Linked DNA regions of Homo sapiens: region 2 is linked to region 1. A link is an interaction called in ENCODE POLR2A ChIA-PET data of the cell type or tissue named here. Cell type or tissue: GM12878. All regions are shown on one strand. Each heading gives the region's core, and the rest is flanking DNA. Links, peaks and the distances in the headings are about the cores only. Region 1 overlaps MAN2A1 (mannosidase alpha class 2A member 1). Region 2 overlaps MAN2A1 (mannosidase alpha class 2A member 1).

Region 1 (16,346 bases), core at 6,821-11,820:
CATTTGGTAGTAAATCTAAACAGAACTGACATGAAGCTTTATAGAATCTTTATTTTTTGATCGGAACATTCAGAAATTTCAAAGGAGACTGTGCAATAATATGCCACATATGCACAGTACTTTCCTAAAATTAAAAAGAATTCTGAACCCTCACATACATCTACCCCTGAAGATTTCAGGTAAGGCACTGAGGGTTTGTCTTATGGGCAGTCTACACAGTACAGTATAAATCACAGGTCACTTAGAAAAGAGACCTTGCCTGTGTAGGTTCTGAGCAAGAAAGAATCAAGAAGAAATGAAAGAGGCAAGAAAATATGAACACATACCAGTACAGTGCTGCCCAAGACAGAAATACAAAGTAAATTTGTCACTGAATGAATGAATGTATGAATCAAAGAATAAGGAACTATATTTTAACATAGGCCCACATAGTCCTACAAATAAACAGGAAATGTTTAAGAATAAATATTCTATTTTCTTAATATTTAAATAACCCAAATCTCAATTGTATATATATGCTCTTATTTTATGAGCTTTTCTTTATCTCTTTAAATTTTTAATTTTGCAGCATCTAATTATGTTTTGGTTTTAGAATATGTAGAAAATTTTTCAGTTTCATTGTGTTTGGTATGATTTTCCTAACTGATAAGTCTTGAGAACATGTTTTAAAGACATTTCTAACAACCATTACTGATTTATTCAGTATAGACCTGCTCCTAGAGTATTCAGAACACAACTCCAGTCCCTGAGCCGAAGTGGGCAAGGAAGAGTAGCTGACAGAAAATCTGGTAGCTGCTTTTTGATCTAGTTAATGAATCTAATTTGCAGATGCTGCTCCTTCCTACCCAACAACCATTATCTCTTTCTCCTTTATTGATAGAAAGCCAATTTTATTTAGGATGGCAACAGTCATAGCTTAAAAAACAAAATCAAAATGAACAACAAAAAAAACCTGCTTCCCCATGCTAGATGCAGACATGTGGCACAGTTCTGGACAATGACATGTAATTAGAATTCCAGTATGTGGAAATTCTGACAAAGTTACTGAGTCCCCAGTTTATCCCAACTGCCATGACCTTCCTCCTTTGCTCATCCCTCTTTCTGGACGAAACACAGATGTACTGTATGTAGAAGCAGGAACCATCCTGAGTTCACAAGAACAAGAGCCACAGGCTAACAGTGGTAGAGCTAACAGGTAAAAGCAGCCTGGACTTTTGACGGCACCATGGAACCCATCATGAGCCCTAACTACCTGCCTTGAAACTTGTCCATAAGAATAATAAAAGGCTTTCTTCAGAAGCCATTGTAATAAGGTTTCTGTTGTATGCAGTTCAGTGCAATACAAAATGAAACACTATACATACAAGAAGTCATATTGGGTAACAAAGGAAAGCCAACAAGTACAAAAAACTTCACCTTTAAAGAAGAAAACAATGAATGCGAGATGATTCTAAATCAAAACTTTTCCCATAAGGGTTCATCACTATGGATAAATTATTTAATTGCCTAATGATTACATGACTTTTTCTCATAATTTTCACTCTCTCCACCTCCAATTTTTAGTTATTAGTTTAGCAAACACCTCCTATGTACCAAGCACTTCTTCCATATTTCACTCAACCATTCACAACTTCAATTCAAACAAGTCATCTTCATTTACTCCATAAAACTTGAAAACACAAATTTCATAAAAACTTAAGTTAAAATCCCAGAATTTACCAGCCCTATGTTCTCTATTACAAAAAGAAATGCTAATTTAGGCATCTTTTAAAAATCTTTCTATATAACTTACACATGTAGAATATTTGACCAATTCATTACTGATAAACATTTAAGTCTTTTAAAATATTTGTTCACATGATAAACAAAGCTGAAATGCACGTCCTTTTCCAGAGTTCTCTCCACCTCCATATCTGATTATTTCTGCAGGACAGATTCCCTCTAGTGCAATTCCTAGCTCAAATGCTACTGGCAGTAGGTCATTTTCCTTAAAGATTTGCTAGGCACCATTTTGGAATAATGAACAAGACCAACCCATACCGGCAAGAGGTTTATAGCAAGTCTCTTCAGAGGACTATTACGCAGGCATTTAGTGGGTAAACACAGTCCCATGGAGTCATATGAGAACACTACCTAGCTTCAAGGATCTCAACCAAGTTTCCAGAGGATGTAAGATGTAACATCTAAGCTGAGTTCTAAAAGACAATCAGAAATTTATCAGGCAAATGGTGTATGTGTGCATGTGCATGTCTGTGTGTGTGCACATTCGGGTGCATCTAGAGGTGAAGTCTGAGGTTGTTTTTTTTTTTTTTTTTTGAGACAACAGTCTCACTCTGTTGCCCTGGCTGGAGTGCAGTGGCGCAATCTTGACTCACTGTAACCTCCACCTCCCCGGTTCAAGCAATTCTCCTGCCTCAGTCTCCCAAGTAGCAGGGATTACAGGTGCATGCTACCACTCCCGGCTAATTTTTGTATTTTCTGTAGAGGTAGGGTTTCACCATGTTGGCCAGGCTGGTCTCAAACTCCTGACCTCAGGGGATCCACCCACCTCGGCCTCCCAAAGTGCTGGGATTATAGGGTAAGTCACCATGCCCGGCCAAGATTGGAGATTTTTTGTTGTGATTTGGTTCTTTCGCTTTTTTTTTTTTTTGAGACGGAGTTTTGCTCTTGTTGCCTAGGCTGGAGTGCCATGGTGCAACCTCGGCTCACCACAACCTCCACCTCATGGGTTCAAGTGATTCTCCTGCTTTAGCCTCCCAAGTAGCTGGGATTCCAGGCATGCGCCACCATGCGCAGCTAATTTTGTATTTTTAGTAGAGATGGGGTTTCTCCATATTGGTCAGGCTGGTCTCAAACTCCTGACCTCAGGTGATCTGCCCGCCTTGGCCTCCCAAAGTGCTGGGATTACAGGCATGAGCCACTGCGCCTGGCCTGCTTTTTTGTTTTTTTTAACCCCCCAGGTAGTAAAGATGTAGAGGTAATATAACAAAAAATGGAGTGTCCAAGAATTGATAGTTCTCTGAATTTTTGTGTTCTGAATAGAGTCATTGTGGGGCTGGAGCACATAGTGCAGACTGAGCTGATGCAAGAGATGATGCGAGAGACAAAAATACAGGCACACAAGCCACGTTAAAGAGTCTAGAGTTTATCCTTAGGGTAATGGAAAAAAGAAGGGTTTTGAGCTAAGTTACATCATTGCTAATATTAGTTAAGTGCCTGCTAAGCGCTAGGTCCCATACTATGAAGTTCATACACATAACCGTATTAAACTCCGCCAACAAATGTGTGAGGCAGGGACATCTGTCACAGGGTTATTACCATCACCCAGTGGAGGGACAGTAGCAGTCTGAAGCAGGGTAGTAGCATTGAAGATGAAGAGGACAAATTTGAGACACATTTAAAAAACAGAATGAGGCTGGGTGCGATGGCTCACACCTGTAATCCCAGCACTTTTGGAGGCTGAGGTGGGCGGATCATGAGGTCAGGAGATAGAGACCATCCTGACTAACACGGTGAAACCCAGTCTCTACTAAAAATACAACAACAACAAAAAAAATTGGCCCAGTGTGGTGGCGGGTGCCTGTAGTCCCAGCTACTCAGGAGGCTGAGGCAGGAGAATGGTGTGAACCTGGGAGGCGGAGCTTGCAGTAAGCCGAGATTGTGCCACTGCACTCCAGCCTGGGCGACAGAGCGATACTCCATCTCAAAAACAAAACAAAACAAAACAAAACAAACAAACAAAACACAGAATGAAAAGGTCTAGCATGTGTTTGGATACGAGTTGAAAGTAAAAAAGACAAGATGATCAGGGTAGCCCCATAATTTATTGTCCAAACTAATTTTGAGAGTGAAAGAGGCTAATAGTGAAAAAACTGTCATATCTGGTCACTCTAAAATTGAAAGAGCTTGGGACCACAGAACAGGTTCAAGCAGGGAAGAGGAGTTCCGTTTTAAACACGGTGAAATGGAGCTGCTAATGGGCCATCCCAAGAGAGCTATCCACTTGGCCAGTGGGTCTAGAACTTAGGAGACTTTTCTCAGCAGAGACAGATGTTTGAGGAGTTAACAGTACACTGATAGTAAGTGAAGGCAATGGAATACGAAATATCACTCTCACCAGAAGTTGGTATTTTTTAAATCTTCTTGAAGAAAAACTATTATTTAGGATCTCCTATATGCTCCTGCCTCTCCACCTATTTCAGGCATTAATATAACCTGAAGCTGCAGATCCATGGTGCTGTTAAATTCTATCAAAACTAAATGGACACTTCTACCTTTAGTTTGACAATAAAATTGACAATAATGATTTAGATTTCACTACGTCTAATTGTTTCCAATGCCTTTTTAATTCTTCATTTTTAATTGCTAATTTTAATTCATCTATCAGTCAGCTGAACTGACCTCATCAAGAAATTTTTAAAATTTCTTTTTAAAAATATGGGAAGTGTGCCTGTGGTATAAGTGTTTTCATATCTGAAAATGTCTCTCTACTACCTTCACATATGAAAGATAACTTTGAGTATAAAATGATTTCAAAACTTCATAGTCTTCCTGTCTAAGTCAGTCTAGCGTTTGTTCTATATTATACAATATAGTCTTTCTGCCTGGGCACTTTTTTAATATGTCCTTTTTCCTTTTAGTTGAACTAAGTTACCATGGTGTACTCGGGGTGGCTCTTTTTTCATTTTTATTACCCAGCACTTATCCCTCTTCATCTATAAAGGGAGGCCTTTTCAGCTCAGAAAACTTTTCATCAATTATATCTTTGATCATTGCCTCTGCTGTATTTTTTCCTAAAGTTTTTTAATTCTTTTGTTGGAATCTTGTCCTCCATACCGATCATCATCTTCCTTCTCATTGTTGGCATTTGTCTTCCTTTTGTCTACATTCTTAAAAAAGTATCTCATGGACTTTTTTTTCACATCCATACCCTCTTTCAGTGTCAGCTTTACTCTTCAGCATCACTAGTGAAGATGGTCTGTTATTGCCCCTCCAACAATCTCTCCTTATCTCACTCCTCTCCTCTTCCAAATATTTTCATTTTCATTTTTTGTCATCTTTTTGTTTCAGTGTTTCACCTTGTTTCATATTTCTCAGAGATTATAACTCAAAACTTTTTGAGAGTTCCAGGTCCTCTTTTTTTAAAAAAATTTTCATCTGGTCTCTGTAATAAATCATTTTAATAAGTAAGCTACACTTCTGAGTCTTCATGCTGCACCCTATTTTTTAATCAGTCTGTAGAGCTTTTTCACAGCTCTCCTATGACAACCTTTCAATCACTTATCCTCAAAGAAGTAGACATTTACCTAGACTCTGTGTTTGCTAAAACTACCCTTGGTCCTTTTTATTTTGATATTAGCTGAAGTCCTTCTCTAACGTAGTTAGTTTATTTGACAAATATTTGTTGAACACCTACTGTGTGCCAGGTATTTGCCAGGGGATGCAAAACCAAACAAGCTCTCTACCCTCATGGAGCTGCTAGTCTACCAAGTGAGACACACAATAAGGAATAAATGACATGGCCAGTTTGTTAATAATGTCATGAAGGATGTAAAGAGGATTCAGTGATGGAGAAAAAGAGTGGGTGAATAATAGGCTCACATGCATGGATCCAGCCTGATCGCAAGTTTCCAAAAGGTTTAATATCCAAGGTGGCTGTGCCTGATTGGTATTCAGTCTTCTATACCAGCTCTGATTCTGAACAAAGGGAAGGCTTCTTTCTTCAACAAAGAATATCACAGTATTCTTGCCCATGCCACCACCAACAGCAATTTCCTTGAGCGGACTTTCCTAGCTCAATGATCTATCGTTAAGTTTCCTTGTTCCTGCCTACTTTATTTCTGGCAGATTTAGTCTCCAAATTGATTGCAAAATATGGACACAGTGGAAGCCCTTTCATCAATGTGATCAAGGCTGGCAATAGATCTATTAACAGAAAGAGTTAAAGTTGAGCTGAAAATAAAAGTTAAAGTAGAAGATCATTATGATATGTATGTGTTATTCTTAATATTTTACTTTACCATGAAATATATACATGTATCATATTCAAAATATGCAAATCCTTTGACTATGGAACCAGTAATTGGAGTTTTCATATTTTCTGCATAACCAAACATGTGATAATCTTCTGTGGTTCCAAGCTTAGGTTTCTCTAAAGTATAGCAAGAACTTAAACTCAAAAATGTTAAGAAAATCTGAGTGCAGCCGGCTTCTATATTTTTATGATTTCTTCCCAAATCTTTTGCAGTCATCTCGCCAACATTTATCAGTGACTCACCTTTGCTGAATATTTCCAAAGTCCTCAACTTCATAAAAAAGGGTTTTTATGTAATTCAACAGCGTAATAAAATGGTTTATGAGAAAAAAATAACAACAACTTGTTTAGGAATAAATAACTGATTCATGATAATCACACAACTGAAAGACTGGAGGGAGGGAAGTACATTGGCCTGCTAGCTAACAGCCTGTTAGCTACAAGGCCACATTACCATGGGCACTGAAAAGGAATGAAGAGTGTCAGTTGATCTACTTGGTCAATTAAATGAAGATGGTCAACAGAGACCTTAGGCAGGGAGGAAGAAGAGAAAAAAAAGAAAAGCTACCTAACTTCCTAATAGCCTCAAAAGTAGCACTCTTCCAATAGAAAAATATTTGTTCACTTTTCTAGTTGATATAATACCAGAATTTGAAAGCCTTGGGGGTAGACATTATGAAAAGGAAAAGGAATCATTCTCCATACTTGCTTTAAAAGACATGCAGGTTGCTTTTATTTCTAACTGCTTATCATTAATCAGCAAGTAATTGCATTTTTCAGACCAGTTCTATCAGCTTTGTAGTTTGTGGACATCTTAGATTGTGATAATACACTGACTGTCAAGCCAAGGTTTTGGTATTCCTACAACTGTTCATCATCTTCTACATTTTCATATGAGCTTTAATGGGAAACTAAGAGTCAGTCTCATGGTCTCTAGTCAGCCATCACGTAAACTGGAAGTGTCAACTATTTTTTTAATATAATAGATGTTATTTAATTTCAGTCAATGTGAGGTTGAAACAGTATGTCAGGAATTAATACTCATCATTCCTGATGTCATAAAATACATAGAAATGCTAAGGGTGGGAGGGACTGGAACAAAGGTGGAGCCTTTTCTCCTCATTTCCTCCCCAAGAGACCTTTATATTTTCTTGAAAAATTAGGCAAAATGTAATCCTGTGATGACTGAATTGGAATGGCAAACACCAAATAAGATTATTTTGTATTGCTACCAAGCCATGACTGCTCCAACACTAGTACCAACCACTAGTCAATGCAAATAATTTTTAACATAAAATTAACTAACGTAGCATCTTGCAGGTACCTTGAATTCCTTAAGAAACTTTTGGTTATTTACATAATATAACATATTCCATTCAGTCTTTTGGATAAAGCATCCTTTCTGAAAACACTCCAGTAGACTACAGACAAGATGAAAAGTGCTTCTGGATAATCAGGGAACTAGCCAACCTATACCTTGAAAAAAATCAGAGTTAACACATAACAGAGACAGAACATAGGTGAAAACATACAAATACCTTTTACAAGCAATATATATTTAAACAGAAAAGCATCCTAGAGGACAGTTTATAAACTCATCCTTCAAATCCAATAAAATTCATAAATACACTGTACTATTAATGCCTAGATACAACTAAACTAGACTGGAATACAGAATAGCTTAGTTTTTATGTGTTTAAGAGTCTCTAGGACCATCAGTTACTAATTCCCTCACCAAAAGAAAAGTTCAAAACAGCTTTATTTAAAAGGTAAAAATATCTCAGCTTTTCTCAAAATAACAGAAGCTGGAGAGGGTCCAGGATGTCAAATCCTGTATTCTATTATTGCCTTGAATTCTTTAGGATAATTAAAAAATATAGCCGACCAGTTTCAAGAAAGAAAACCTTTAATCTTACTGACTTTTTACACTCATTTTTCTGTTAACTAATGGAAAGACATTTCTATATACTAGTTTTCTAGTACGTGTCAAGGTTTAAGCTTAAACCATCATAATCCATGAGCTATTAAGGACAGTTCCTGGACTAATTATCGCAGCTAACACTTCCATCTCCTCCACAGTTGAGCACAAAGTGCGCTCCCTCTGTACACTAACAGCTCTTTCACCAGACTCACTTCTCAGACTAGAGCCGCCTTGGTTCAAGTCATGGAATCTCACTTCCGCCGTTAAGCTCCAAATGCCTCTATCAAATAATGCTGCCACAATCTGAGTGGTCAGAATTCTATTTTCCTAGAAATTCCATTTCCAAACAATAAAAATAAGGTTGCGAGTTTGGCTTCTTCATTTAAAACTTATGTGTAAACAACTGGTAGAGATATTAGATATTTTCTAAGACACATTCTTACTTGGTATAAAAATATATTGATAACATAAGAAAAGAAAAAAGCTAGCCTTGAATCCCATTAAACTAATAGATAATTAGTGCCAGAAGAATTGTTTACAATAACAATATTAAAAATACAAAATGTAGAATCAGGCTATGTTGATCATAACAATAAGTCTTACATATAAAAACCAATCTGATAAAGCCAATTCATTCAGCTATTTGGAACTATCTTTTATATCCATCCATTCTGAACATTCACCCAATATCCAATCTTAACGAAGTTAACTCTGTAAGAATGCAATGATGCTGAGATGCAATCTGAAATTTTTCAGGTCTCATGGTATAAAACTAAAATCTTAAATGGACAGTTATACAAATTCCAAGCTTTATTGAATTATGGTTTATCTTTATTTGTAACGGTCTTAAAGTTTACTTAGAAGCACTCTGGCACCCAACCTCCAAATATGAGACCAAAGAACCACCTGAGGAGAATATATACCAGGATACCACATTTTCACATAGAATGTGAACCATGTTCTTCTATGCATATCTGGTGTCTGAAGCTTAATATTCTCTTCAGTCAATATTTAAATGTATTTCAATGAATCTGTAATTACTCTTGCTATGTTGCATATAATACCACAGGCATGATGCTAGAAATAAAGAAATAATTCCTACTCTCAAGGAGTTTACAATCTACTGTGATTAACTTTAAATAATTATACTGGAAGAAACAAGCCAGCATTAACTGCCAGCCATATGAGTGACCCATTTTGGCCTGATCTAGGTAGAAATTTGGGGCTAATAGCATAATGGGATGAGACTTTGGACATCTTGGGAGGTGGGTGAGGTTACTCCGTACATGAAAGGTATGTGAACTGAGGTAGCCTATAGGTGAACTGTGATAGCTAGTCTCCGAAGATGACTACCATCATTCCCACTGCTTCCTATACATGCTCCTCACATCAGGAAATGGAGAGTAATTCCCTCCCCTTGAATCTTGGCTAACCTTAATGACTTCCTTGACCAATAGAATGTAATGAAAATGGCCTTCTAGGACTTCCAAAGCTAGGTCTTAAGAAGTCTTGCTGTTTCTACCCAGAAAACTCACTTTTGAGACTTTCAATCTTAAAACACTCCCCCTTGGAACCAGCCACTATGGTTAGAGAAGCCCAAGTCATATGGAGAGGCCATGTGTAAGTACTGGCAGCTAACAGCTCCAACTGAACCCTCAGCCAACAGGGAGCACTAACTTTCAGCAATGTATATGAGCCCTCCTGCACACTGAGCCCAGTCAAATCTTTGGGGAACTCCAGTCCCAATCTCCAATTGCCTGCAATGGTATGAGAGACCCCAAGCAAGAACTGACCAGCAGTTCTACAAAAACGTGGGAAATATAATAAATTGTATTTAAGACATTAAGTTTTAGATTAGTTTGTTAGGCAATAGTCTACTAAAACATTTGACCATCAGGTCAGACTTTCCTCAATAGGTAAGAAGAAGTACCTAGAGAATGCTGAATTTAGAAGTGACTTTCTCAGAGCTCTGTTTTTGGCTAGATTCCTCTGATAACTTCATGTAATAAATAAGGGGCATAGGAAATTGAAGACAAAAGGGTAAGAAGCTGTTGAAGTAATTCAGGCACGAAGTATGGCTTAGAACCAAAAAGTAACAGGAAAAGAGAAGATGCATTTCACAGATGAGAAAAAAAAGACTCTCCAAGTGATGAAATTTAAGGAATAATAAAAGGTAGAGGTCAAAGTAGGTTCTGGGATTTCAGAACCTAGATAACTAAAAAGATAACAATACTTTTAATCAAGACTGGCATCCAAAAGGAAAGCATGTATGGAGAAAATCAGAGGAACTTAAATTATTGGTGCTGGGAGGTCATCCAGGGAGAACCATTAAACAAGCCAATGGCAATGCGTTATGGGAGGGCTTTTCTTTTTATATCTTAGTTGATATTCTGAAGTATCTGTTTTCTACACAAAAACTACGAATCCACACATGATATAGCTCACATAACTGTGTGAACTAAATTAGGCATATCAACATGTACTAATGTCACTTTAAACAGATCTTGGACTACTTTTTAAATACTTACAAAGTTATGTTAGGTTTATTGCTATAACTAATATTGCCAACAGCATGATCAAATTTACGTGTATTATTTATATTCTATGGGTTTAAGTTAGTATTTCTCAATCTTTTTTACATTATCACCTCCCTAAGGACTCTTTTTAGACATTTACTAATCACCCACATACAATTTTAATGCCACACACAAACTGTTTACCTGTTACGTACTATATCTGTGCTTTATATATTAAAAAGAGTAAGATTTTCTTCAAATCCCCAAAAACCAATTTTCACTCTCTTGGAAAAAATATCTCCCCCATCGAGAATGCATGGTTTATTTAGAGAGATAATTTGTTACTCAAACAGGAACTGTGTTTATAACTAAAAAAAAAGCCAACCCTTACAACATTAAAGAAGACTCATGAAGAATATGACAAAGACTCACAGCCACACCTCTAAGGCTTCCAATTTAAAAACTGAAAAGGGCAATTATTTTACTTTCAGTACCTGCTAAATAAAACAATCAAATTCTTCCATTTTAAAGGCCACTATCATTCCTTCATTGTTCATCTATTTTTACTGACAGATCAGTAACTAAAATAATTTGCAGCTAACAAGTAAAATAGAGATTTTAAAACCTAAAATCTAAGAAGCCCTAACCTATAAAATGGATAATAAGCATAAAAACAAATAAGAATCTGCCAATCAGAAGTATTCCTAATTTACCAACCTACAGAAATAGGAAGTCAATATTTGATAAAAAAAGAACTGTAAAGAAGTAATAGGAAGATAAACCCTATACTATTTAAATAAAAACTATTTAAAAAGAAATATCAAAAAGCAATCATTTTACTAATAGCCCCCGAAATTCCATTTATGTTTACCTGTAGTTAAAACTCCTCAATATGAAAGCTTAAAAATATTTTTCTCTTTCATTAATATACTACATTTCCTAACTTTCTTCTTCTGGCATTAGAAAGGCAAAATTATCAATTATTGTTTGCTAAGGCAAAGACAGTGAAGGAAGGAGATAAACTAAAGGGAACATCTTTTCTTCTGACCTATTATGGTTCCAGCCCTGCCTCACTGCACCCAGCATAAGAGCACCCAGAGATGGGGCACAAATCACTTATATCAGCATATATTATTCTTATAACCAGCAAAAACAAAGATCTTCCTCCACCAAAATATAAAAAGAAAGAAAAGTTAATAGATGAGAGAACTATGCCTAAAGCCAAATAGATTTACTAATGCCAGAGTTTACTAGGAACACAATATTTAAGGAACAGGCATATAACCCCAAATGCATCAAAACATAACTTATTTTAAGACAAAGAAAACATTTTGTAATTTTATAAGAAATATTTCTTTCAGTGTCATTATCCTTTCATCCTAACTATGACCTGGCAATCTGAAAGCTCCTAAGGCTTCTGCCGTGTTACAGAGAACATTAGTATTACTAAAATAAAAAAACTTATTATCTCGTTCTAAGGAATAAGCTGTATACACCTTATGTCTCTACTTACTAAAGAAATTTAGACAACTAAGACTTTAGTCTATGCTTAACAAAAAGTCTCAACTTTACTAGCAACTATAAATTCTTTTTACATTCATTCCATTTATTTTTAAATAATTTTAATAAAATATATTTAGTTGAAATAATGAATTACTCTTTGAAATTATTGTTTTATCCTATAATTGGCAAGAGGAGGTACTAAATATCTTGATTCTGACAGTTAAAGGTTATATTACAAAAAATAACCACTGTGTGCCTGGGTCAACTAGGAAATGACCAACAAATATTTGGTTATTAAAAACAGATACCTTGCTGTTTAAAGAAATACCAATAAAACATAATGCATTTCTTTATAATTATTAGGTAGCCACCAATTAAATGCCCTGGTTTAAGGTCACTGAACACCCTTCCCATTTACTTTAGCATAAATCAATAGTGCTAAAACAAGGCTGTTTCACCAGCAAAATGACAGTTATCTAATAAACAATTTACAGTAGAAACCTTGATCTTCCAATAATAATAAAGTTTCTTCTTTCATATAAAAATAGGATCAGGGATTAATGAAAACAAGGTAGTTAAATGAAAGGTTAATCAAGAAAGGATATAATCTGAAAATTTTATAGAGATAAGAAAATGTTTTATAAGCTATATATTTATCATGCTATACCTTATATCTGTGAGAAATATTGTTATAATAATTTATTCAGCAGTCAATATACTAAGCACTGTGTTAGCTATTGGCACTGAGCATAACACAGTCATGAAAGAAAATCCATTTTTTAGGAGTTTTTTAATTAATAAATTGATTGCCTCAAAATATACGCTAACTAAAAACCAGAACCATAAAACCAAAAACTATTAAGCCAGAAAGTGGTAAACATTTGTAAGAAATTATGAATTTACCTTGGCTCCGCACTCAGCCTTATTATATTTTTTTGTGGCAGAGAATCTTGTGATTTTTGTTTCAAATCCTATAAAAATGAACAGTAATTTTTTAATTTTACTTAACACTCCATGGACTCATCCTGAAACCAGAAGACCATTCAAATTCAAGTTTAGGAGGAACAGATTAAGGACTTATAAAAAGTTAAATATCAAGGGGTTTCTAATTAAAGCCAAGCAAAACAACTAGTTATAATGCCCCAGTTGCCTTACTAACATCTTAATAGTATTCTAAAACCCTACATATTTCACATACTTTGAAATATTTATAGAAAAGATGAACATACAGGTAATTTATATTAAGTGATAAAAATTCTTTCAAATAATGTACAAAAAATTATATTTCAATGTCTTTTTTCATTAAGCTTCTCATCCTCTTTGCTAATGCAAGAACAATGGAATTACACATTTTTATGATGACCATAGATGAAATTACTAACCATCTCCAGGAAGGTATCAGGAGAGTAAGAGTCGTATGTGAGTTTGTCCTTCAAAATAAGAAGAAATGCAGAATTTCCAATTATCTTCTCCAAAACCATTAACGAATGAAAAAGTCTGTAAATCAAAAATTTTATTAGTCTGAGAAACAATTTAAAAATCTGCATACAATATTTTCAGTTTCATTACTAATAGCCAAACCACCAGTATCTTCATCTTGTATTCAAAGTGAAACCTATAATGAATCTATGACAAACCTGCTCTTTTTTCCCCTAGAACTAAGTACATCAGAAGATATAACTGACAAGAATCCATTTAAAACCGAAAGCTTTCTGGACACACCTGAAACACATAAACATAATCAAACTATGTATACTTTCTATGAATATCGCACCAAATAATAATATCCAGTAGGATCACCCCAATAACTTTGAAGCATTCTATCAAAAAAACAATGATTTGCTACTTTAGAAAAAGCTCTAACAAGGGTTTTAACAATGAATAAAAACATGAGATAATTCAGCTCACAAGAAAATTCAATTCGTATACAAGTCATACCCCAAGAATTAAAATAGATGTTTTGTTTAATTTAGTTTCATGTTCTTGTTCAAGAGAACCAGAACAAGAGTTTTTGACAGATGTGAATAATGAAATTGTCTTTATCCCTGTTAAATTTTTTGGTCACTGAAATTACTAACTATATTCAAATTGTATTTTTATGTCTAAGGAATCAAAAGTCTACTGATTCCAGACCAATTCTGAAATACATCCGCTACTGCTGAAGCATTACTCATGGAAAAAGAACTTGCTTGAAGATTTTTTTTTTTTTTTCCTAATTCAGTTACGTTTCTTGAAGGCTCTACAGACCAGGCATCCATAGGCAAATTCATATTGGAGAAGTACGTAGAAACTCCTCGCTAATCACGTTTTCAATTATATTATTTTTTCCAATACAGAAAGCAACTTTGGATCTATGCCTTGAAGACATTTTTGTTGTCATGCAACAACAACAAGAAAACCTATAAAAGAAGTTAACTTCTTTTTTGCAGAGCATTAATATTTCCTTCAGAGATGTAAGTGATCATGATCAATGTTATTAATTAAATACATTTACATGGCAAATCTATAATTTTAATGCTAAAATCTTATGGATTTGAGTTCATGCCATAATCTAACTAAACTTCCCAACATATTCAAATGTTTTCCTAGACAGCATTAAGTGTTTTCACCATACTAAAACACCATACGAATATGGTTCAGTTATGACAGCAAGACCCTCAATCTAAGTTCCTTTCTATTGTCTACAGGGCTATCTTTATTAGGCAGCCTGAATCTGCAGAGTGAAAGTCATGTTCTCCACCACCTAAAACCAGATGTATTAAAGAGTCCTAATTAAACTGAGTGAAAGCCAGGATCAATGTCTGCATCCTAAAGGCACACATGCAGCCTTCTCATAAGATGAGTACTAAAGACTACAGTATATCACTCCCCAAATGTTTTCTCAGGATGTATAGAGCTGCTTTGCTTAAAACAAAACAAAATGAAACACAGTACATTTGGGAAACATTGGGTAAAACAAAATTCTAAACGTTTCAACATTTCATTAATACAGGATTTTTTTCAGGGCCTCTAATTTCCAAACATACACTTATCCTATTAATACGGAATACGGTTCGGGAAAAATCACTTGGGAATCACAGTTTCTTAGTTTGCTGTTATGGTTGTTGTATTAAGGAGATGTTAGCATGTCTGCCACTATATAGTTTGTCTACATTTTAGGACCCTCACGCTCACCCTGTGTTCCGTTTTCTCCCACCTACCTTAATTACAAGTTAGGAATAATTAGCGGAATTCTAAAACATTTCTCTAAATGACCTCATTACCATTTCTTCTTCCCTTCTACATAAGCCACATTATCTATTAATACTTTTAAGCTGACTATTACAAACATTGTCCCAATCTAATTCATTTTTTTCATGCCATGATTAGAATTAATCTCCAAATATGCCATGATGTATTCTTGCTTTCCAGTTTGTAACTATATACACATTCGATCTATTGTTGACAGCATGCTCTCAGATTCCCCCTACTATGGCAGAGGAGAAAGAAGGGCCTGAATGCCTGATGACACTGCAGAGCTGCCATACCAGAACCAGTTGTCTACAGATTTTTTTCATATGACATAAAAATAAGCAGGACAGGATTTATTCTGTTTCTGGTTGCTATTACTCGCAGCCAAATGCACCCCTAATTCATAAACTTGTTCACAGTGATATTTCTGCCAAATTTGAATGAATAGTAGTCATCAGTCCAAGTTCAAGAGAACACCCAATACTAACTACCTCTTTGTTAATAATTCTCTAACTTATGTTTTGAAATTTCCTCCTTAAAATGTCTGTGCTAATGACTTGGTAATTGTTTATGACTTTTCAATGAACTGTGAAGTACTAACATAGCAAATTTACAAATGCCAAGTACAGTTTGAGACTTACTACCTTTTTTTCTCTAACACGCAATTCTACACGGGGAAGTTTTTATAAGCTAAAAGCAACACAAAACATATGGAGGAACCAATGATAGCTCTTCCAGACAGGTCAAGATACAAAAAATCTTCTGTAGCCAAAGCTCAATGACCTATAAGCAAATCTCTTTCGATATGACAGCCAGAGATAGCAAGTGGGCGGTGTAGGAAAATGACTTTTCTATGTCCTCTTAGGAGCTCTACCCTGGTCTGATTCTAAGCAGTCTCACTTTTAAACTCTCAACAAACCAAGCAGGCCAGGAGCAGGTAAGAAGGAAAAAAGGAGGATCTGACCTTACTTTCAAAAATGGTTTCTGTGGGAGAAATACCATCTTTATCATCTAATGAGGGTTTTCTACTTTAACCCCAGATCAACCTCGACAGGTGGGTGTCATATATATTTGCCATTAAAAAATGGAGAAGATATTCAAGATACTACTTTGAATGCATTTTTTAAGGACTGAAATCAAC
Region 2 (16,346 bases), core at 4,298-9,297, 53 kb after region 1:
TAGAATTATTATGTGATCCAGCAGTTCCATTTCTGGAGATGGAAAGAAGGGACCTGGACAGATATCTGCACACTCATATTCACAGCAGCATTATTCACAGTGGCCAAAACGTAGAAACCACCCAAATGTCCATCAAAGGATGAATGGATAAATAAGCTGTGGTATGTATTAGGTTGGTGCAAAAGTAATTGTGGTTTTTGTCACTACTTTCAATACATACAGGGGAATATCATGTAGCCTTAAAAAGGAAAGAAATTCTGATACATGCTACAACATGAATGAGCCTTGAAGATACTATGCTGAATGAAGTAAGGCAGACAGAAAAGGACAAAAATTATATGATTCTACGTACATAAGGCACCTAATAGAGTAGTCAAACTTGTAGAGACAGAAAACAGAACAGTGGTTGCCAGGAGCAAGAGGAACGGGAATTACTGTTCAACAGGTACAAAGTTTGCATTTGGGGTGATGACAAAGTTCTAGAGATGGATGGTAGTAACAGCTGCACAATGATGTAAATGTTGTAATGCTACTGTACACTTAAAAATTGTTAAAATAGTAAATTTTATGTTATGCTTATTTACAATTTAAAAAATAGACCCACTCAAAAAAAAAAAAAAAAAACCAGCACAATGTGCATGGCATGCTATCATTGTATAATATATATGCCTATGCCTTTATGTACATGTGCATATGTTTTCCCATACATCCATAAAATAAATAAGAGCCTGGTCATAGTAGTTACCTCCTGTGAAAAGAGCAAAATGACAAGGAGACAGGAGTGGCTGAGTACCTTACTTTTCATTGTGTATCCTTTGTATATATTGGGGCATATATTAAAAAGTAAATTAAACTAAATTTTTTTCTGAACTATAAATGCTATAACCTGTGTCTCCTAAGCACTGAAAACTAACAAAACTGAGGCCAGACGCGGTGGTTCACATCTGTAATCTCAGCACTTTGGGAAGCCAAGGCTGCCAGATCACTTGAGGTCAGGAGTTCAAGACCAGCCTGGCCAACATGGCGAAACCCCATCTCCACAAAAAATACAAAAATTAGCTGGGTGTGGCGGCACATGCCTGTAATCCCAGCTACTCGGGAGGCTGAGGCACGAGAACTGCTTGAACCTGGGAGGCAGAGGTGGCAGTGAGCCAAGACTGCAATACTGCACTCAGCCTAGGCAACAGAGTAAAGATCTGTCTCAAAACAAAACAAACAAAAAAAAGTAACAGAACTGTAGCTTAAAAATAGTCATGAAAATTTATTTAAAAATGTCTTGGGACCAAGTGCAGTGGCTCACACCTATAATCCCTGTGCTTTGGGAGACCAATGCAGGAGGATCACCTCAGGCCAGGGGTTTGAGGACCAGCCTGTGAAATATAGTAAAACCTATCTCTACAAAATTATAAAAATTGGCTAGGCATGGTGGCCTGCACCTGTAGATCCTAGCTACTCAGGAGTCTGAGGTAGAGTATCACTTGAGCCCGGAGTTTGAGGTTGCAGTGAGCTATGATAGTACCACTGCACTCCAGCCTGAGTGACAAAGACCCTGTCTCTAAAATTAATTAATTAATTTAATTTAATAGAAATAAAAATAAATTTCTCATATGGTTCAATAATTTCTGCAAAGTTTTAATAAGCAGGGGATGTACTTTAAATCTTTCACTGTATAGTAAACAATACTTTATTCATAAAATACTCATTCAAAATAAGTTGAAAAATGTGAAAGACGTTAAAGAATAAAATTTAAAAACTCACTACCTTGATATATATGCACAAAGGGTTATGGGAGCCAGAGTTTTTAACCAAGTTAATTTACTTAACATTATACCATGAGCATCTTTCCATATCAAGAGAGACATATATCATTATGTTTACTGTATTGTATTATATTATTGTATTTATTGTATTGTATGTTTATATTGTATTACATTTTCTAAAATATTTTAATTGAGATATAACAATATACAATACACATATTTTCAGTCTCATGAATTGTGACAACTGTAATCACTATCCAAAATAATATAGACTACTTCCACCAATTCAGAGAGTTCCCTCATGCCCCGTTCCAATCCATGCTCGCCCACTCACCCTGCCCCCAAAAAACACTCTGACATTCCATTTCTATCACAATAGATCAGTTGAGTCTCCTCTCAGAATTCATAAAATGGAAATCAAACAATATTTACTCTTCTGTCTCTCTTCTTCTGCTGAACATTTGTGAGACTCATCCATATTACTGTGTATTTCAGTAATTTATCATTTTTTTACTGCTAGGTATTCTGTTGTATGAATATACAACAATTTTTTAATCCATCACCTGCTGAAGGACATTTAAACTGCTTGCAGTTTGAAGTTACTAGGAAAAAGCCTGTATGAAAATGTCTGTACAAGTCTTTTTGTGAACATTTTTTCATTTCTCTTGGGTAAATTGCTAGGAGTGGAGCCCCCAGATCACATGGTATATATTTTAAGTTTGGAAAACTCTTTGGAGGCTTTTCAGAAAGTCGCCCCCATTTTGCATTCCCACCCGCAACATATGAGTTTCTGTTGCTACACATTCTTGCCAACTTTTGACGTTGTCATCTTTTTTATTTTAGCCATTCTAAAAGGGTTGGAAACAGTATCTTCTAGAAGTTTTGATATGTATCTCCCTGATGGCCAAGATTTACCCAGCTTCTACACACACACCCTCGCTGCCCACCCTCCCCAACTGCTGCTGTCTAATAAACATCTTTCAGATGTTCAAACATGCCCTTGTTAATCCCTGGCCCATAATCACCATTCTCTTCTCACAACCTAAAATTCCTTCTCTGCCCTCTGACACCCACTTCTTGACTGGCTAGTTCTAGTCATCATTCAGGTTTAAGCTTGAATATCATTTGCTTCAGGAGGCCTTCCAAGACCCCCTTCTTGCCTCTATAGAAGAAAACCCTTTATTATTATACTGTGTTTAATTACATGTCTTCCCTGCTGTTTTCTGAGGGCTGGGACCAGGTCAGTCTTGCTTACCTCCTACATTTCTGGAGCATAACACAATAAATATTTGCTGAATGAATGGTAGAAGTAAATAAGGGAAGGTTTCAGAGATGAGGTAATATTTCAGCTGAGTGTTAAAAATGAGTAAGACTGAAATTATCCACTGCACAAAAGGAAAAAAATAAAAATCCAAGCTGAACACAGGCAAATTCCTAAGAAGCACAAAACGGCATGTGTCTGAGGACACCCGTGGCTCAGAATGCCTGAGTAGAGTGTGAAGCAGGAAGTGACTGGAGATAAGGATGAGCAAGTCGGGAGGAATCAGACAGAAAAAGTCAGTATGTGTCAGGCAAAGGATAGTGGCCTGTGCCTTTTGAGACTGAAGCACCACAAAGCATTTTAAAGCAAACATGGTGGGACTCACATATTAGAAAACTAACTCTGTTGATGAAATGGCAGACACTTAGAAGTGGCACAGCTGGAAATGGAAAGGCCATTTGGAGGTTTTCACAATAGTACGAGACAAGAGCAATGGAGACGAAAAGCAGGGGTCAGAGTCTGGAGACACTGAAGAGGCAGAAGTCACAGAGTTTAGGGACTAACTGGATGTCACAGGAAAGGGAGGTGGAAAGGCAGAGCACCACAGAGGTGAAGATTATTTGCCCACTATTTCTGGGGCAAGACTGCCTGGCTTGGGTCCTATTTCCACACTTACTAGCTGGGTGACCTTAGGCACTTTCCTTAACACCTCTGCTTCAGATTCCTCAACAGGAGAATGAAGATGATAAAGAACCTTAACTCAAGAGAATGCTACAGGATTGGCTGAATAATTAAACGAGTGCTTATCTCTTACTATTGCCACTAACTAGAGAACAAGAAGTCCAGGTTGGATCTTTAGATCTGGAAGTAGTCCAAATGCCTGGTAATTAAAACAACAGTGTGGAAAAGCATGCAAAATGAAGAAAACTAAGCAGTGTTCCCCAACAGGCGAGAACAGGAACATTGGGGAAGTAAGCAGAAGAGGAAATCAGAGAGGTGATGAAAAATGAATGGTCAGCAGTGCCAGAATAGACCCGAAAGTGAAAGAGCTCAAGGTCACTTCAAAGCCAAAAGAGGACAGAATTTCGAGGAGAATGGAGTGATCGATGTCAATGCTGCAAAAAAATCCTCTCTGAGGCTTGAGAAAGTATCCAAGGGATGGGCAGAGCACCTGAGAAGTCCCTCATGGCTTTTACAGGTCTCCATGACATAAATAGATGCCAGTGGTTGAAGGGAATGAGAGGTGGAAGGATAGCCGTCTCACTCAAGACGAACTGGAATTGAAAAGGTAGGGATAGAACATATGCTTTCTAAAATAAACGTAAACCACTGCTTCAACTATTAGAACTAAAGTTATTTTAGACCCTGGTGCATTGCTTTCAGTGCTTTGATGAAATGCTAAATATCTTTAGATTCTAAACTCAATCCAAATCTGCAAATGACTCTGAATATCACAAGACACACTGTAACTTCCCATTGCTCTATAAATTTTACAGCAACCTTCAGTTAAATACCATAAAATCCAACCTGTATAAAACGTATAATGAATTAGTCTGTTTAGGAAGATTAATAGTCCAATTTCTTAGAAAACCCAAGATGCACATTAGTTAAGTTTGGATTCTTATTTAAAAATGTAACATCAAATATTTCTCTGATTTCAAGAAGCAAGCAGAGATAGTTGAGAAGACAGTGGAAGGTTCACTTAAATATAAACCTAGGGGAAAAATTGTAAGAAGATAGTACAAAGATTATATAAATAAAGAGTTTGCATTCTTGCTAAAGCAATGAAACCCACCAATTTGGTGAAGATAAAAAATCTATACTAACTGATGGTACCTTCATCTCAGCACACATTTGGAGCCCCTTTTCACACTAAAAGATCCACAAAGAGAAACTGGTCAAGACTTTGGTGAATATATAAACTGTTCTTAGGTTCTAATAATTCGTGGGTTTCTCCACTCAACACTGGTCTCAATAGCAAGAGCAGATGCAATATAAAAGCTGTTCCAATATCTCAGAGCCCAGAGAGGAACAATGAATATGTAACATGCTGTGTGCTAGTCAAAGGAAATGCTAAGGCTAATGTTTCAGCTGCCTGACTCTCAATAAGGGTTCACATTTTGATGTATTATAAACATCATGCAGTATTTAACTGCATTTAGCCAAAAAATATTCAAATGTGAAGCCTAAAAAGTTTTAAAAAATTACACCACCAGTCATTTTCAAAATAAAACAAGCATAGAAAACAATACACTGATTATTTAATGGAAGGCAGCTTCTTTTAAATCCACTGGATATGTATTACCAGTAGGTACTATGATTATAATTGATTAAATTATTTCAGATCACACAAAAAAACAGAAAATATAGATGTTGTTTACGTAGATCTCTCTTTAGTTAACTAGATTTTCACTTTTAAAAGCTTATAGAGTTGAATAATAATGCTGCTGGGGGAGGGGATAAGAATCAAACAAGTCACTGCTAGAATAGATTATAAGGATCATTTGAGTTTTGTTTCTGTTAAGTTCCCACAATCAATTGGTATTCTTCAGGGACAATGAAAGCTTACGTGGAACTCTGCTGGAATTAACAGGTTCTGCTCTGCAACAGCTAGCTTGCAAATTTAGGTACAGATTTAATCCATAGCTCATCTTCAAAAAGAGAAAAGCCACTGCATAAGCATTACACTAGAAGTCACACAAAAAAATCTATTAGTAATGCCACTTAGTACAAGCTCAGAATTTAAATAACAGGAGCAAACTTAAATATCTATTAAGTTTTCCTCCAAAAACATACATTTAAGCAACTAACACTAAGAATGTTTTGTTCAAGTAAGTGGGGGGGAATGCTATTACCCTAGTTCTAAAAACAAATGTAATAAGTGAATAAAAGTGAATTATTACAGCTAGAAGAGAGAGAACTTTAGCAAATCTTGACCAGAAACAGAATTCATCTGCACTAATCTGGCTATAAAACCATTTTTCCTTCAAGCAAAATGATACTGTTCACGATCAAGCCTGTATTCCAGAATATTTTCCAATGCCAAAAAAGCTGTTCTCACTCAGAAGGAATCTGAGTGAGACAAATCTGAGTGAGACAAAGATTGAGCACTAGATTCTAATCTGCAGTCCCCTCCAATATCTTACCATATTTTATGTGTAATATTGGACTGATGCATGAAATTGCCATTTTTGTATATCAAAAGTAGTCAAATATTGGCAATTTTATATGGTTCAACCTAAGAAAAATAACCAACAGAATAAAAAAAAGAGAGAGGGGAGGAAAATTTGCATCCAGGTAGAGTCAGGAGAAACAGGCCATCCGCAGGCCATAAAATTGGCAGCATTTCTGACAGATATGGTAAAAGTAAAACTGAAATAATTCAAGTACTGACCTGCAACTGCCCTGCATGAAAAATCAGCATGGAATCCCAGCATAAATAAGAAGATTCTGAGAGATTCGGTCAACAGCTCCTAAACTGAAGGGCCAAGGGCTGAGGCAAAGCTGAGTCTTGGGACAGATACTAATCACAGACTCTTCGCCCTCATGGCACTTGTGTGAGTCCCCCTCTGCAGAAGTCTCTCTGCCCATGCACTGTGACTGCTGCAGAGGCAGTCTCCTTAATGAAGCCATGCTGGGAGAGAGCCAAGCATGGCTGGCCTCACCTGACCACAAGCAGCCAGCAGCAGACCCAGTTTCCTTCTGAGGTGGCTGGACTCTGTGAAGCAGCACATTCAGACACACATCTCCTACCTGGCTTACAGGCCACACAAAAACAAAGCTAGAGGGAGAAAGCCAGCCCCAGGCTCAGCAGCTACACCAAAGAAACAGAAAACCTTTCATAGATGGGGCACTCCTTTTCCAGATCTTCTCATAGCCCCAGCTCCTCTCTTCTCTCACTCTGTCCTATTTACAACCAGGACACCTTCCCCAACTGCTGATCCCTGATTCTCATATAATCTTGCAGGATGTAATTCTCCAACAGAGGAACTAAGGAGACGTTGTAAGTTCCTATCAGCTAGCTTTCTGGTTTGCAAGCAATACAAACTGATGCTGGATACTGTCTTGAACACACAGAACTGAAGACAGGCTAAAAGTCCAGGCTTAACAAAGGGCTGGAGGAAAATGAGAAATCATGCTGCAGGGAACACAGGGATCTTATTACAGGAAGAGTCTTGCAAATGCAAGGTGCTGTGAGGAATGACCAGTAAACATTCTTCTGTGTCTGCTTCCCTCCCTCCATCTGTCAGCCCTCACTTCGCTCTCTAAAGATTCAAAGCCCTGGGAAATAATATGCTGATTAACTGAGCTCAGGTCACAGCTGACTTGTCTGGGCTAGGCAACAAGGAAGAGGAGCTGACTTCCTTGGGTGAGAGACCACTTCCCAAAAGGAAATCAGGTGAAGTGGATGCTGGTCAGCCAGTAATAACTAGTACCCACAGCAAGGAAACTGAAAGTATATGGTTAGAAAAGAAAGGGATTCAAGGCAAGTTACACCATGTTTTGGGACAAATTCCAGGTGTGGATACAGCTGTTGCTGCTCACGGATAAATAAAAAAGGAGGGAAATACTTGGACTTACGGACAACAATACAAAAAGCACAGAAGTAAAGTTAGAACCAAATACTCAAAGCCAGAAAAGACTCAATACCAGAGTACTGAACCGAGGGAGTGGCAGGGAAGACTCTTGGGAAAAATCTCCCAAAACACAGTAAATACAACAAATTAAAAATGCATATGAAAAAGAGAGACTAGAGACACAATAACAACGTACTTGAATTCTAAAACAAATGAAACAAAAGCAGTAGTAAATCAGTAAGTACAGAACACATAAGCTAAAGAAACATTTGAATTGATAGGTGGAAATCTTAATGAAAAGTTATACTACCTAGATATATAACTTAGTGAAAATTTGAAATTTCATAAATAAAGTAAGTGAGCATGGGGAAAAAGTTACCTTCAATGAAGCATTATATAAGAAAGCTTTAAGAGAGAAGAGAAAAAAAAATTACAGTTAAAATCTTCCCATTATACGGACTGAGCACAGTGGCTGATGCCTGTAATCCCAGCACTTTGGGAGGCTGAGGCAGGTGGATCACTTGGGCCCAAGGGTTCAAGACCAGCCTGCGCAACATGGCAAAATCTCATCTCTACAAAAAATACAAAAATGAGCCACCGTGGTGGTGTGCGCCTGTAGTCCCAGCTACTGGAAAGCTGAAGTGGGAGGATCACCTGAGCCCAGGAGGTTGAGACTGCAGTGAGCTGTGATCATACCACTGCACTCCAGCCTGAGAACAGAGTGGGACCCTGTTTCAAAAAAAAACAAAAACTAAAAGAAAAGTCTCCCATTATAGAAGACTTCAGCATTAAAAATTACATATGGTATCCAGGAGAAATACTCAAAGTCTCAAATAAAAGTTAAAAAAGCACTAATGTTTATTGGGGTTTTAAAATGTGCCAGGCATTGTGCTAAGCATGTTGTCTGAATTAATTCAATCCTCACAAAAACCAAATAAAATTGGTTTCAATATTATCCTCATTTGACAAATGAAGAAACTGAGGTATAGAGAAGTTAAATAACTTGCTCAAAGCCACACAGTAGATGGGACTTGGCAGAATTTGAACCTAGGCGGACTGGTTCCAGTTCCCAGCCTTTAGAACCACCAAGCTGACTGTCCTTCAAGTAAAAAGGACAGCAAACTCAAGCAAACGAACAACAAAAGAGTGGTAGTATAACAATATTAATTATAAAAAAGAGAAAAGATGGTATCAATGATGATACATACAGTTTACAATGAAGAAAAATAAATCTTAGTCTAGGAGTGCCCACCTTGCAGTCCCTGTCCCATAGTAGACGTTCGGGAAGTGTCTGTTGAATGAATGAATGAGCTAATACAGAAGCCAACAAAGATCAGGCAAGAATGGAAAAAAAAAAAAAAAAAACATAAAATACCCAAAAAATAAAAGCTGATAGGGGAACAGTAGCAAAAAATAAGTACAGTCAGTTCTGCCATAAACACTTGTTTCAAAAATGGGAATGAGTTCCCAGGTGATTGATTACATGAGGAAATAAATTTTGCCTTGCTTATGCACAATTTAGTCTCCAAGAAACATTAGATGAAGGTACAAAACTTCACGCAGCTGAACAAAGCTGTATAAGGAATGCACAAAGCACACGCACACACCTCAAACATCTACCAGCTCCCTCAGTTCATCAAGGGTTATGAGCCACAGTCATCCACATCTGCTATTCAACTTTCCAAAAGATTTCAGCTAACCTACTTGCCATCACTTCTCAGTAATAACTCGAATCTATACTCCTTCCAATACACCCTTCCACAAGCAAACTTTAGGCCTTTTTCAAGGTAAACTGACATATATATTTATGCATTTTTTAACCAATTTAACACAGGTAAAACTGGATTAGCATCTTTATTAGGTTTCCATGTTCTGTGTGTGTCTACATCACTAATGAAGTTTTAGAGTGCTACACTCTAACGATACTTTTTCATGAGCCCTGGGTTTAATATTGCACAATTTTGCATAACATTATTTTTAAGAACGTGTATGCAATATGACAGCAAAACTGACTGTACGAAGATAAAAACAGTAGTTGTAAAATACGGAATTAGCAGATACCAAACTCTATATTCTACAAACCCCACCTTTTCAAACACCAGTAGAAGCTTCATCAACATTGATCACACATTAAGTAACAAAAAAAAAAAAAATTCAAAAATCTCTAAAGAATAAAAAGTATACAGGCCAGGGACAGTGGCTCATGCCTGTGATCCCAGAACTTTGGGAGGCTGAGGCAGGTGTTCAAGAGTTCAAGACCAGAGTTCAAGGCAGGTGTCAGGAGTTCAAGACCAGCCTGGCCAACATGGTGAAACCCTGTCTCTACTAAAAATACAAAAATTAGCCAGGCATGGTGGCAGGTGCCTTAATCCCAGCTACTCAGGAGACTGAAGGAGGAGAACCGCTTGAACTGGGAGGCAGAGGTTGCAGTGAGCTGAGACCACACCAGTGCACTTCAGCCTGGGTGACAGAGCGAGACTCAGTCTCAAAAAAAAAAAAAAAAAAAGAGTATACAGTCCATATTCTATGGCCATAAGACATTAAAGCTAGTTTATAATAAAGTATAACTGGGAAAAAATAGCACTTGCAAATTGAAAATTATTTTTCTAACATACCTAAGTCAAAAAGAAAACAGTAGTACAGTTATTAAATATGTAGGAAAAATACAATAATGAGAAAATAGCATATAAAAACATAAAAGCTAGTCAGACTATTGCTAAAAGGTAAACACACAGATGAACTTATTAAGTGGACTGGCTCATTTAGCATTAGTGAAAGTGAGTAGAAGGAATTAGGAAAGATGAAAGCAGATAGGTCAAGAGTAAAAACTGGTAAAATATAAACAGGTTCTAGGAGGGTAAGGTGGGCAAAAACCAACAAAATTAAGTAAATCAAAATGAAGAAAAAAATCAGATTCCCAAAACAAGTAACAAAAAAGCAAAAATAACTACACATGGGATAAATTCTTAAAATCAGAAACAATCTGAGTAACTATAAAATTATTTTCTTAGAAAATACGAAATATTTTTCATGCTCAAGAAGTAAGGTAACACCTAAAGACCTAAAAAAAACTTTTTTTTTAGAGTTCCGGTCTTGCCCAGTCACCCAGGCTGGAGTGCAGGGGCATGATCACAGCTCACTATAGCCTCCAATTCTTGGGTTCAGTTGATCCTCCTACCTCAGCCTCCCAGGTCACTGAGATTATAGCCATTAGCCACTGCACTTGACAAAAAATTTAAAACTTAATCAAAAAATTGCCTTTATAAAACAAATATCAATGCTTATGTGGTTTTCCAAGACAGTTATTAATGTTTAAAAGGTTGCAAACTAGTGTATCTAAACTACAGATTCAGAAATGCTGATGTGATCTGTTTAGCACTGTGTGAGTGTGTCTGCAACTCTGTGTGTGTGTGTTTATGCATGCATATGTGTGCATATCCTGGTATATTAATCTAAATTAATAGCTAACATTTCAGTGTAAAAACTCTAGGTATTTTACGTAATATTTTGGAATTCTAGTTTGTCTTGAGTAACTGGAGGGATATCCTGACAACTCTGGTTCCAGTAGCAGCACATGCCTAGAGTGGATGTGGCTAGCCCCTTTGGATGAGGTAGTTAATTAATCCCAGTACTGGTAGAAAATATACCCTTCACTTCCTAGTCAAACCTGTAAGCATTTTAAGCCTCCTATCAAGAGGGAAAAAAAAAAAAAAAAAAAAACTCCAATGGAAATTATAAAAAGTCAATTCTCCCCAAATTATCTTTAAATGTTTACATCAATTTTCATCAAAATCCAAAAAGATTACTTTTTTGATGGAGTACGAAGAATTTAACAAATTAATTACAAAGCACTTTGGCAAAATTCAATGTTCACTCATTGAAAGAACTTTTTAATATAGTTAAGAATAATGTGCAGGGAGCAGCCAAGATGGCCAAATAGGAACAGCTCCGGTCTACAGCTCCCAGTGTGAGCAACACAGAAGATGGGTGATTTCTGCATTTCCATCTGAGGTACCGGGTTCATCTCACTAGAGAGTGCCAGACAGTGGGCTCCTGAAGGAAGCACTAAACATGGAAAGGAACAACCGGTACCAGCCACTGCAAAATCATGCCAAATTGTAAAGACCATCGAGGCTAGGAAGAAACTGCATCAACTAACGAGCAAAATAACCAGCTAACATCAAAATGACAGGATCAAATTCACACATAACAATATTAACTTTAAATGTAAATAGACTAAATGCTCCAATTAAAAGACACAGACTGGAAAATTGGATAAAGAGTCAAGACCCATCAGTGTGCTGTATTCAGGAAACCCATCTCACGTGCAGAGACACACATAGGCTCAAAATAAAAGGATGGAGGAAGATCTACCAAGCAAATGGAAAACAAAAAAAGGCAGGGGTTGCAATCCTAGTCTCTGATAAAACAGACTTTAAACCAACAAAGATCAAAAGAGACAAAGAAGGCCATTACTTAATGGTAAAGGGATCAATTCAACAAGAAGAGCTAACTATCCTAAATATACATGCACCCAATACAGGAGCACCCAGTTTCACAAAGCAAGTCATGAGTGACCTATAAAGAGACTTAAGACTCCCACACAATAATAATGGGAGACTTTAACACCCCACTGTCAACATTAGACAGATCAATGAGGCAGAAAGTTAACAAGGATACCCAGGAATTGAACTCAGCTCTGCACCAAGTGGACCTAACAGACATCTACAGAACTCTCCACCCCAAATCAACAGAATATACATTTTTTTCAGCACCGCACCACACCTATTCCAAAATTGACCACATAGTTGGAAGTAAAGCCCTCCTCAGCAAACGTAAAAGAACAGAAATTATAACAAACTGTCTCTCAGACCACAGTGCAATCAAACTAGAACTCAGGATTAAGAAACTCACTCAAAACCACTCAACTACATGGAAACTGAACAACCTGTTCCTGAATGACTACTGGGTACATAACAAAATGAAGGCAGAAATAAAGATGTTCTTTGAAACCAATGAGAAGAAAGACACAACATACCAGAATCTCTGGGACACATTCAAAGCAGTGTGTAGAGGGAAATTTATAGCACTAAATGCCCACAAGAGACAGCAGGAAAGATCCAAAATTGACACCCTAACATCACAATTAAAAGAACTAGAGAAACAAGAGCAAACACATTCAAAAGCTAGCAGAAGGCAAGAAATAACTAACATCAGAGCAGAACTGAAGGAGATAGAGACACAAAAAACTCTTCAAAAAAATCAATGAATCCAGCAGCTGGTTTTTTTTTTTTTCAAAAGATCAACAAAATTGATAGACCGCTAGCAAGACTAATAAAGAAGAAAAGAGAGAAGAATCAAATAGACGCAATAAAAAATGATAAAGGGGATATCACCACCGATCCCACAGAAATACAAACTACCATCAGAGAATACTACAAACACCTCTACGCAAATAAACTAGAAAATCTAGAAGAAATGGATAAATTCCTGGACACATACACCCTCCCAAGACTAAACCAGGAAAAAGTTGAATCTCTGAATAGACCAATAACAGGAGCTGAAATTGTGGCAATAATCAATAGCTTACCAACCAAAAAGAGTCCAGGACCAGATGGATTCACAGCCGAATTCTACCAGAAGTACAAGGAGGAACTGGTACCATTCCTTCTGAAACTATTCCAATCAATAGAAAAAGAGGGAATCCTCCCTAACTCATTTTATGAGGCCAGCATCATCCTGATACCAAAGCCTGACAGAGACACAACCAAAAAAGAGAATTTTAGACCAATATCCTTGATGAACAATGATGCAAAAATCCTCAATAAAATACTGGCAAACCGAATCAAGCAGCACATCAAAAAGCTTATCCACCATGATCAAGTGGGCTTCATCCCTGGGATGCAAGGCTGGTTCAATATACGCTAATCAATAAATGTAATCCAGCATATAAACAGAACCAAAGACAAAAACCACATGATTATCTCAATAGATGCAGAAAAGGCCTTTGACAAAATTCAACAACACTTCATGCTAAAAACTCTCAATAAATTAGGTATTGATGGGACGTATCTCAAAATAATAAGAGCTTTCTATGACAAACCTACAGCCAATATCATACTGAATGGGAAAAACTGGAAGCATTCCCTTTGAAAATGGGCACAAGACAGGGATGCCCTCTCTCACCACTCCTATTCAACATAGTGTTGGAAGTTCTGGCCAGGGAAATTAGGCAGGAGAAGGAAATAAAGGGCATTCAATTAGGAAAAGAGGAAGTCACATTGTCCCTGTTTGCAGACGACATGATTGTATATCTAGAAAACCCCATCGTCTCAATCCAAAATCTCCTTAAGCTGATAAGCAACTTCAGCAAGTCTCAGGATACAAAATCAACGTACAAAAATCACAAGCATTCTTATACACCAATAACAGACAAACAGAGAGCCAAATCATGAGTGAACTCCCATTCACAATTGCTTCAAAGAGAATAAAATACCTAGGAATCCAACTTACAAGGGATGTGAAGGACCTCTTCAAGGAAAACTACAAACCACTGCTCAATGAAATAAAAGAGGATACAAACAAATGGAAGAACATTCCATGCTCATGGGTAGAAAGAATCAATATTGTGAAAATGGCCATACTGCCCAAGGTAATTTATAGATTCAATGCCATCCCCATCAAGCTACCAATGATTTTCTTCACAGAATTGGAAAAAACTACTTTAAAGTTCATATGGAACCAAAAAAGAGCCCGCATCGCCAAGTCAATCCTAAGCCAAAAGAACAAAGCTGGAGGCATCACACTACCTGACTTCAAACTATACTACAAGGCTACAGTAACCAAAACAGCATGGGACTGGTACCAGAACAGAGATATACATCAATGGAACAGAACACAGCCCTCAGAAATAATGCCACATATCTGCAACTATCTGATCTTTGACAAACCTGAGAAAAACAAGCAATGGGGAAAGGATTCCCTATTTAATAAATGGTGCTGGCAAAACTGGCTAGCCATAAGCAGAAAGCTGAAACTGGATCCCTTCCTTAAACCTTATACAAAAATTAATTCAAGATGGATTAAAGACTTAAACGTTAGACCTAAAATCATAAAAACCCTAGAAGAAAACCTAGGCATTACCATTCAGGACATAGGCATGAGCAAGGACTTCATGTCTAAAACACCAAAAGCAATGGAAACAAAAGTCAAAATTGACAAATGGGATCTAATTAAATTAAAGAGCTTCTGCACAGCAAAAGAAACTACCATCAGAGTGAACAGGCAACCTACAAAATGGGAGAAAATTTTTGCAACCTACTCATCTGACAAAGGGCTAATATCCAGAATCTACAATGAACTCAAACAAATTTACAAGAAAAAAACAAACAACCCCATCAAAAAGTGGGCAAAGGACATGAACAGACACTTCTCAAAAGAAGACATTTATGCAGCCAAAAAACACATGAAAAAATGCTCACCATCACTGGCCATCAGAGAAATGCAAATCAAAACCACAATGAGATACCATCTCACTCCAGTTAGAATGGCAATCATTAAAAAGTCAGGAAACAACAGGTGCTGGAGAGGATGTGGAGAAATGGGAACACTTTTACACTATTGGTGGGACTGTAAACTAGTTCAACCATCGTGGAAGTCAGTGTGGCGATTCCTCAGGGATCCAGAACTAGAAATACCATTTGACCCAGCCATCCCATTACTGGGTATATACCCAAAGGACTATAAATCATGCTGCTATAAAGACACATGCACATGTATGTTTATTGCGGCACTATTCACAATAGCAAAGACTTGGAGCCAATCCAAATGTCCAACAATGATAGACTGCATTAAGAAAATGTGGCACATGTACACCATGGAATACTATGCAGCCATAAAAAAGGATGAGTTCATGTCCTTTGTAGGGACATGGATGAAGCTGGAAACCATCATTCTCAGCAAATTATCGCAAGGACAAAAAACCAAACACCACATGTTCTCACTCATAGGTGGGAATTGAACAATGAGAACACATGGACACAGGAAGGGGAACATCACACTCTGGGGACTGTTGTGGGGTTGGGGGAGGGGGGAGGGATAGCATTAGGTGATATACCTAATGCTAAATGACGAGTTAATGGGTGCAGCACACCAGCATAGCACATGTATACATATGTAACTAACCTGAACATTGTGCACATGTACCCTAAAACTTAAAGTATAATAATAATAATAAAAAAAAGAAACACGCTTTCCTATTTTTAATAGCCTATGATAGTCATACAGAATGAGTTAATTAAAATTGATTGGTCAATTGCTTAAAAAAAAAAAGAATAATGTATCATATATTTCAAAATAACTAAAAGAGGAGAATTCCAACATTCCTAAGACAAGAAAATGATAAATGTTTGAGGTGACAGATATCCCAATGACCCTGATCTGATTATATATTATATGCTTATATTAAAATACCAGATGTACCCCATAAACATGTACAACTATTATGTATCCATAATAACTAAAAATATTAAAAACAAAAAGATGAGAAGGAACGTCAAATGTCAGTTAACGAAGTATATTATAAAGGCACAACAATTACAGTCAAACAGAAAAGTCCATGAAACAAGTCAAAATGCCCAGAAACTAATGCATATTTAAATATAATAAAGATTGCACTTCAAATCACTAGAAAAGGATGGACTAATTCAATCTTAGGAAGGCAGGATGGCGCAGTGTGCAAAGAAGACA

What was found. Peaks named below come from ENCODE experiments on the same cell type or tissue, not always from the same donor. Only the 100,000 strongest peaks of a DNase experiment are listed, where the experiment ranks them.
Region 2: POLR2A ChIA-PET joins it to region 1 with 6 read pairs; 3 of 35 experiments call an interaction of 5 or more read pairs at or near these places.

The regions. Positions count from the first base shown.
Region 1 is chr5:109,786,059-109,802,404 of GRCh38, reverse strand. MAN2A1 (mannosidase alpha class 2A member 1) reads right to left here. Exons shown (of 22, transcript NM_002372.4): 11 at 13,357-13,471; 12 at 12,878-12,945. Among named protein-coding and RNA genes, the nearest start is that of LINC01848, 89 kb to the left of the region's middle. In GM12878, for the core only: no CTCF peak of the experiment used is centred there; no DNase peak of the experiment used is centred there.
Region 2 is chr5:109,730,851-109,747,196 of GRCh38, reverse strand. The region is part of intron 4 of MAN2A1 (mannosidase alpha class 2A member 1); the gene reads right to left. Among named protein-coding and RNA genes, the nearest start is that of MAN2A1-DT, 48 kb to the right of the region's middle. In GM12878, for the core only: no CTCF peak of the experiment used is centred there; a DNase peak (open chromatin) is centred at 6,686.